Regions from separate parts of the Homo sapiens genome. Here region 1 is linked to region 2. Evidence: read pairs that join two places in POLR2A ChIA-PET (ENCODE). Cell type or tissue: K562. All regions are shown on one strand. Links, peaks and the distances in the headings refer to the core of each region. The heading gives the core; the rest is flanking DNA. Region 1 overlaps GPSM2 (G protein signaling modulator 2). Region 2 has its middle 7.4 kb from the start of GPR61.

The links. ChIA-PET counts read pairs that join two places held together with the same protein. Peaks named below come from ENCODE experiments on the same cell type or tissue, not always from the same donor. Only the 100,000 strongest peaks of a DNase experiment are listed, where the experiment ranks them.
Region 1: POLR2A ChIA-PET joins it to region 2 with 6 read pairs; 1 of 35 experiments calls an interaction of 5 or more read pairs at or near these places.

The regions. Positions count from the first base shown.
Region 1 is chr1:108,911,418-108,915,808 of GRCh38, forward strand. GPSM2 (G protein signaling modulator 2) reads left to right here. Exons shown (of 15, transcript NM_013296.5): 11 at 2,921-2,991. Among named protein-coding and RNA genes, the nearest start is that of GPSM2, 37 kb to the left of the region's middle. In K562, for the core only: no CTCF peak of the experiment used is centred there; a DNase peak (open chromatin) is centred at 1,824; H3K4me3 peaks cover 150 bases.
Region 2 is chr1:109,530,247-109,534,637 of GRCh38, forward strand. No RefSeq gene overlaps it. Among named protein-coding and RNA genes, the nearest start is that of GPR61, 7.4 kb to the right of the region's middle. RefSeq lists a silencer at 421-589. In K562, for the core only: CTCF peaks have their summits at 2,226 (motif pointing left) and 2,785 (motif pointing left); DNase peaks (open chromatin) are centred at 2,215 and 2,765.

The DNA.
Region 1 (4,391 bases), core at 250-4,249, 620 kb before region 2:
TCAGGAGGCTGAGGTGGAAGAATGTCTTGAACCCAGGAGGTGGAGGTTGCAGTGAGCCGAGATCACGCCACTGCACTCTAGCCTGGGCAACACAGCGAAACTCCATCTCAGAAAAACAAAAACACAAGCAAACAAACAAAAACCAAAGTAAATGAAGAAGGTCACTTTACGGTGGTACTTACCAGTGATTAACAGTTCAATTCACCAGGAAGATGAATGCATTAAATGTGTCTGGGCTTAATAGGTGTTTATAACAAGGCCTCAACGTACATAAAGCAAAATTGACCAAAGAAATAGGAAAATCTACAATCATAACGGGAAATTTTAATACATATCTCTTAGTAATTGATGGGTGATAAACCATACTCAAGTGGGAAGACAATTTTTTTTTTTTTTTTTTTTTTTTAAAGACAGGCTCTTACTCTGTCACCAGGCGGAACTGCAGTGGAGTCATCTCAGCTTACTGCAGCCTCTACCTCCCAGGCTCAAGCAATCTGCCCACCTCAGCCTCCTGAGTAGCTGGGACTATAAGGCACATGCCACCATGTCTGGCTGATTTTTATATTTTTTTGCAGATATGGGGTTTTGCCATGTTGCCCAGGCTAGTCTCGAACTTATGAGTTCAAGGGATCTGCCCACCTCAGTCTCCCAAAGTGCTGGGATTACAGGCATGCACCACCGTGCCCGGCTGACAAAATTTTATAAAAGATTTCAGTTCTTCTCAAATTGATAAAAATTAAGTGCACTGCCAAACACATCACAATTATTTTGTGGAACTTCATGAAGTTATTCATAAGTTTATATGAAACAAAAAAGTTCTGAGAAATACCAAAACATTCCTAAGAATATGAAAAGTGCTTTCTTTACAGATATAAGTAATAAGACAGTGTGCTGTTGGCATAAAGACAAATAGACCAGTGGAATCGAGTAGAGAGCCTATATTCCTCACATATATGGAAAATAATCTCACATAAAAATGAATTATTGATGGATTAAGGATTTCAATGTGAAAGACAGATTTAGAGCAGTAATAGTGATGATGCAGGAGAGGTGCAGTGGCTCACACCTGTAATCCCAGCACTTTGGGAGGTTGAGGCAGGAGGATCGCTTGCATCCAGCAGTCAAGACCAGCCTGGGCAACATAGGACCCCTGTCTGTATAAAAAAAAAAAAAAAAAATGGACATGGTGTTGCATGCCTATAGCCCCAGCTACTTGGTAGGCTGAGGTGGGAGGATCGCTTTGAGCCCAAGAGGTCACCTAAGCTGCAGTGAGCTGTGATTGCGCCACTGCACTCCAGCCTGGGCAACAGAGCAAGACCTCTTCTCAAAAAAAGAGATCGGGGGCCGGCCAGGCATGGTGGCTCACACAAGTAATCCCAACACTTTGGGAGTTGAGGTGGGCAGATCACTTGAGGTCAGGAGTTCGAGACCAGCCTGGCCAACATGGTGAAACCCTGTCTCTACTTTAAAAAAAAAAAAGGGTGGGGGGGACACGGGGCGGGGGGCAAAAGTGATGAACAGTACACAAATAGCCCATAAATATATGAGAAGATATTTAACTTCATCTCATCAGCAAACATCACAGTGGAGTACTGGTAGAAACTTATGAGGTAAACAAAAATTACTACCAGTATTCAAATGATGCAGGGTAATGGAAACTCTTGTGTGGTATTGATGGGATAGAAATTGGTATACCCTGAAGTACAATCCAGCAACATTCTGGTGAAGTTAAAGATGCGCCAACTGGATGATCCAGCTGTTTCACTCCTGTTGTGCTCCCAGTTATATACTGCTGATACCCACCAAACTAGAAGAAATGCTTGTTCATGTACACTGAGAGACGTTTCCAAGAATATCTGTAGTGTGCTTATCATAGCAAAAAAATTGGAAGCAACCCAAATATCTGTCACTAATAAAATGGATGATTTCCTAGTCCACTCTACAGTCTGTTATTTTTGAGACTGTGTGGATAGTATAAACCAGTTATTATAAAAAAGCCTTTGCCAAAAACAGCAATGAAAATGAATTAAGGTATACATGGCAACTTGGATGAATCTCACAAACATAAGGTTTCTCAAAGATGGTTGCAGAATACATACAGTATGATACCATTTATAAATGTTTCAAAACCAATATAGCTCTAAAACCAATATAGTTTCAAAAGCAATATAGCACATGCTGTATTGCTAAGAAATACATACATTTGTAATGAAAATGCATAAAAGCGCAGGGAAGACAAGGGAAATTATGAGGGGAGTTATACAAGGGGAGTTTAATGTGTTTGTAATGTTTCTTTTTTTAAGCTGGGTATTAGGTATTTCTTATGCCTTTTAAAATATTGCCTAATATTTTAAAACATTGAATGGATATGGAAATTCTCTGTATTTAATAACTTTATTGAAAAAAGTTTAAGGACTCGTTTACTTGTTTTCTGACTGGCAGTAAGTCTGTCATCTAATGAGATCTTAAAATAGAAAGGGGTAACCTAGAAAAGAGTAACAGCATAGTAGTGGGGATGCTATTTTGATTCTTTTCACGCAATTGAAGGCCTACAGCCTTTTCCTTCTGTTATAAGGAATAAACTGCTCTACAGATTGTTATTTTTGAAACTGTGTGGATAGTATAAAACCAGTTGTTATAAAATGCCTTTTTCAAATTAAGGGGTAATGTAGTAACCAGTGTTAGTTTCCAACCAAAATGTAACTTCCTTACATCAAAGCATTTTAGAGGGGAATGTATATTCTATTTTTGTGTAGCTGGTATAGAAAATTATTATTCTTGGAAGAATACATATTTGTACAGGTTTTCTCGTTTCATATGGGTTTGTGTATCAGATTTTAGAACTGAATAATGTAATGATGCTGAACTTGTACTCTTAAGGGCTCCCTGGTTTATTTGAATTAATTTTTTTTAAACAAAGGTGTACGCCCCAAGTTGGGACGCCGGCATAGTATGGAAAATATGGAACTTATGAAGTTAACACCAGAAAAGGTGGGTGGCAGGTTTTATGTTTTAAATTTCATGAACTATTATAAAATGTTTTAGTAATTTTTAATTTAATGAAATAATTTAAATAAGGCTTGCCCTATATAGGTATCACTTTAAAATTTGCCTGTAAAAAAAAAGTCAGAAAAAGTATAGTGCAAAAAGAATGAGTACCGTATGCTGCCATCTGTTTAAGAAAAATACATGCATATATTTCCTTTGTAGATTCCTAAAACATTCTGGAATAAGATATAAGAAACGGGCTAACAATGATTTCTTCTGGGAAGAGGACTGAGTGTCTGGGTTAGGCTAGAAATACTTTATATACCAGTTTGAACTGTTTGAATCATTTACTATGCAAATGTATTACTTTTAATTAATAGAAGATCAGGAAGATCAAAAGGACAAGCTTTTTTCCCCAACTACATAGCAACATTATTGCCAAGATAAATGAAATTTATGATCAAGAGGAGAGTTGTTTTTCTGGCTGCATTCTTGAAAAGCATTTTTTTTTAACAAGTACTTTGTATTGAAGATACATCTTCCCTAGGCTTTTTCTTGCAGGAGAGGGGTGCACAGTAAAAGGGAAGGGACTTCATAATTAGAAACAGGTTATTGAAGAAAACATCAAGGCTACTTTTTTCCGTTTCCTTTGAACTGAATAATTACATTGTCAAAATAGGCTCTCGGCCGGGCACGGTGGCTCGCGCCTGTAATCCCAGCACTTTGGGAGGCCGAGGTGGGTGGATCACGAGGTCAGGAGATCGAGACCATCCTGGCCAACATGGTGAAACCCTGTCTTTACTAAAAATACAAAAATTAGCTGGGTGTGGTGGTGTCCGCCTATAGTCCCAGCTACTCGGGAGGCTGAGGCAGGAGAATCGCTTGAACCTGGGAGGCGGAGGTTGCAGTGAGCTGAGATCGCGCCACTGTACTCCAGCCTGGCAACAGAGCGAGACTTGTCTCAAAAAAAAAAAAAAAAAAATAGGTTCTCATTCTTTTATGTATATTTTTATTTCTTTTTTTTCTTTTTTGTTTTTTTTGAGACGGAGTCTCGCTCTTTGGCCAGGCTGGAGTGCAGTGGCGCGATCTCAGCTCACTGCACCCTCCACCTCCCAGGTTCATGCGATTCTCCTGCCTCAGCCTCCCGGGTAGCTGGGACTGCAGGCGGGCACCACCACACCCAGCTAATGTTTGTATTTTTAGTAAAGACAGGGTTTCACCGTGTTGGCCACGATGGTCTCGATCTCCTGACCTCGTGTTCCGCCCACCTCTGCCTCCCAAAGTGCTGGGATTACAGGCGTGAGCCACTGCTCCTGGCCTTTCTTTATTTTACTTATTTTATTTAGCCACTGTGGTATATTTTTAAAAATGCTTTTATAAAATACCTTCATTACAGCAACTTT
Region 2 (4,391 bases), core at 240-4,239:
GCCCAGAAGCCATGAGTCCATCTCTCTGGGCTCCAGGATTGAAGGAGTAGAGCTTTTGTGTGTGAACTCCAAGGAGCTCAGCTAGCGTAGCAGCGCTGGAGAGAAGCACAGCCAGAGTGCCAGAGAAGGCAGCCACTAGGCTGCTTTCCCCTAGACAGACGGGGTATTGATCCTGCTTGCACGCCACCCCCCTCTCCCCAACACTCTCCACTTCATGGCGCAGCTAATGGCCTGGAAAAAACTGGCCAGCTGTTCCCCAGCTGTGACATAATGAGCTCAGGGACGATCAATGCCGTTCCGGTCTCTAATTAGGCCAGGGAGCTGGCTGCAGCGAGAGTGCGGCCTGTTTCTTGAGGGCACCACTTCTACTCCAGTCCCCAGCTGCTGTCTGTTGGCAGCCACCTGGGCCCATGCATCTACGTACCAGAGGAGCAGACAGGGCCCTCCAGCGGCCCTTGGGAGGGTCATTTGACCCAGAGCTCCTTTTCCAGCAGCAGAAGTAGCGACTTCATACGCACATTAGGTGGGGAGCCTGGCCTGCACGTGAAGCTCAGGACTCCCTCCAGCTGCGGTAGCACCCCTCTCTCTGCCTGGGTCTGTCACTCATCCAGTGGCCTTCAACTGCAACCCTCCAACTCCCTACCCCTGAAGCCCTGCCCAGGACCCTTCCCACTACTGGTCCTGAATGCTAAGCCCAGGACTGCAAGGAAGAGGCTGGTAGCACAATTGGCTTCTAGCCCAGCCTCCCTCTGCTATTTATACCCTCAGTCCAGGGAGAGATGGATCCGATACTCAGTGTATGCACTGCAGAGGAGGAAGTGAAGATGGAGAGAGAGATGGAAAGCGAAGGGGGAAAGGTGTACACTGAGGCAAAGAAACAGAGAGGTCAAGGAGCAGAGGCCCACGGCCAAGAGGCTCCAGGACTCAGAGAGTTCTGAGAACAGGATGCAGAGAGCAGACGACAGATCAAAGAAGAGAAACCAAATAAGGGAGACAGGAAAAGTGAGAAAATGGGGCCATCAAGGAAGAAAGGAGATGAGATAGAAGAACCAGGACACACCCTGTGCTTGTGGGGGTCAGGCCCCAGGTGCTGGATCAGATGTCTGATCAGGGAAGCGGAGGTGCTGGACACACACTGTCCAGGGGCCTGGTGTGAAATTACAGGAGTTGGGAGAGAGTGCCTCAGAGGCACAGGAGCAGGGCTATGTGGGTGTGAGCAGAGGCTGGTCTGGAGGGACAGGGCTGGGCAGGACAGGCTAGGGATAGGAAGGCCAGGCAGGGATCCCCTCCTAGAACTGTGGCTGTGGGTTCCACTCTCTGTGGGTGGAGGTTCAGGTTCAGGCAGGGAGCTAGAAGCAGGTGTCAGCAATGCGGGGAGGAGAGAAGGGGACTGTTGTGGGGATTTGGGAGTAAGGAGGGCCGGAAGGGAGGGACGTCTAGGCTTCCTGCAGCCTCTACTTCAAGGAAGCTCAACATAGCTCCACGGCCTGGGACAGGGCATTCTTCAGCCAGCTTCCAGCCATCCTGCCATTCACACAATCACACAAATCAGTCAGATGGAGCCCCTGAGAGGGGTCTTCCTGAGATCCAGCTGACCCTGGTCATTCCTTTCTCAGTCTTTTCCCAGTCCTAGGACTGCACCTCTTCATGACTGTGGTTTCCAGAATAATGGCCTGGTTTGTAGAGATCAGAAATGCCCACTGCTGTTTCCTGTATCCCTCCACCCACCCAGACTGAGCCTCTGAAGCTGTCCGGGGCCTGGAGAGAGAAGCCACTCAAGGACAGCAGCTGCTGACTCAGACGCTCAAATTCTCGGGCGGAAAAGGACCTTAGAGAATGCCTAAAATCGTGGCCCAATCCCTCATTGGAAGCTGGGGCTCCGAAAAGCCGGGGCTCCGAAAAGCTGGGAGAGCAGCCCAAAGCGTACTGCCCACTAAATGTGGATGCACGCTGGACCGCCGGTTCAGGCCTCCTTCTGGGACACCAGTCGGCCCATCTCTTCCTCATAAGCTCTTAGGAGTAGGAGGGATTTTATTTAACGAGCCAGGGCCCTCTCGCCTGGTCCTCCCAGCCGACTGTGATGGTGTAAAAAGGTCAGAGTCCACAGGACCACCATAGGACCACGGTCTCCAGGAGGGAGAAGGCAGGTGGCGGTTGGGCGGGGAGAAGCCTGTCACCGGGGACTGCAGTCAACTCTTTGCAGCTCTGTGGCCAACACTGCCCCCTTGTGGTTGCTGGCTGTCAAGGCAGTCTGGGGGCCGGAAATGGAGAGGCTTGGGTCCTCTTTCCCACCCAGGACCTCACCCTCTAGGAACCCCTGCCTCGTGCGATGCTGATTTACATCCTCCAGGGATACCCCTCCAGGGGAGGCCATCCAGGAGACTGAGCTTCCACTTGCCATTCTGCAGTAGGGTCCCCAGGCATGTGGGTGAGGGCTGACCACCTCCCGGGCGCCCAGAAACCCCAGGGGCCACTCACAAGCTATCTCTGGATCCCCAAGGAGTCCCCCAGAGTTCTAGGTCTGGAAGTCTGTCCCTCCCTTCAACCAATGGGCATAAGAGTCGGGGGGTGCTATTTTTAGGTGGGGCAGGAACGCAGGGAGAGGACTTTGGAGGGAAGGAGATGTCTGGGAAAGAGGTCACAGGACCAGTATCATTGTGCTCAGTGGTGTCCAGCCTGGACAGGGAAGAGTCAGGTTCCCTTGGGCTCAGCAGGGGTTGGCTTGGCTGAGGATGAGATGGTTAGGGGCGACTGACCCAGAGACATAGAGCAGGGGTGCCCCCCAGAGTCAGACACCAGGCACTGCTGGGAGTGCTCTGTGGAGCTCTCAGTTGGGAAACCCAGCCCAGTTCTTTTTGTTTTCAGGCCAGGGCCAAAGAAGTAGGCCTTGAACTGGGCGTTCCAGGGTGGAAGGACCAGCCGATAGTCCAGATGCCATGTCCTCTCAGGACAGGCTGGACAGCTTCTTATGATATCATTACTCTATAGGGAGAATTTCCTGGCACTCAAATTACCACTCCACCTTTTCCCCTCCTCTCCGAAGAATGGACATGGTCAGTCATGAGTACCTGGGCCAAAGATCCTCAGAGCCCCACCTAAGAAACATGAGAGTCATTTGATGCTGTATCACTTCATCTGTGACCTCCCCTTTCTCCTGAGTGCACTCTGTCACACATTCACATGCACTATCTCCTTGATGACCTATATGGATTTTTATTTCTCCCTCTGGGCCTGAATGACAAGGAAAATCCCTCGTCTCTGATTCAACCCCTTGCTCTGGAACTTGTGGGTTCAGTAAATACTTATCAAAGGACCCACCAAAAGACAGGAGGCTGGGCCTGGAATCCCAGCATTTTGGGAGGCCAAGGTGGGAGGATTGCTTGAGCCCAGGAGTTTGAGACCAGCCTGGGCAACATGGCGAGACTCCCATCACTATAGGCGGGCAGATCATGAGGTCAGGAGATTGAGACTGTCCTGGCTAACATGGCGAAACCCCGTCTCTACTAAAAAAAAAAAAAAAAAAAAATTAGCCGCGTGTGGTGGTGGGCGCCTGTAGTCCCAGCTACTCGGGAGGCTGAGGCCGGGGAATGGCGTGAACCCAGGAGGTGGGGCTTGCAGTGAGCCAAGATCGTGCCAGTGCACTCCAGCCTGGGCGATAAAGCGAGACTCCGTCTCAAAAATAAAATAATAAGATAAAATAAAATAAAATAAAAATAAAAAATTAGCTGGGTGTGGTGGCACACCTGTGGTCCCAGCTACTCGGGAGGCCGAAGCAGGAGGATCACTTGAGCCTGGGAGGTCGAGACTGCAGTGAGCCATGTCTGCGCCACTGCACACTCCAGCCTGGGTTTCAGAAAGAGACTCTATCTTAAAAAAAAAAAAAAAAGATAGGAGATGGGCACATCTGTGGCCTTATGTTTCCCTGCTCAAGACATTTTGCTATGTTGACTTCTCAGTCTGGCTTCTCAGCCTGGCTTGCAGGGGGCGCAGTCCCATAAATCTACCATAAATCTACCTTTCTATTCTCACTTCTTCCCTACAGCCAGATTATTTTTCAGTCAAATTGGAGAACTCACAGTGCCCTAATATTTCCTAAACTTGCTATTTCCATATTTTTGGTAGGCCTTCTTTTTCCATCTAGACTACTGTCCTCAGCCTCTTTCAGTTACTCACAGTTAAAATCCTACTCCTCCTTTAAGACCCGTGCCACTTCCTTCATGAAGTCTTCCTAGATTTCATGAGGAAGTAAGTTCACTTTTTCCTTTGAATCTCCCCAGCAATTTCACCATCCCTTGACACTTACAGCCTGCATTGTCCCCATCCTAGACATAAGCACCAAGAAGGCAAGTCTGTATTTGTTTAATCTTTGTAACCCTCTTCCTCACTTCCTA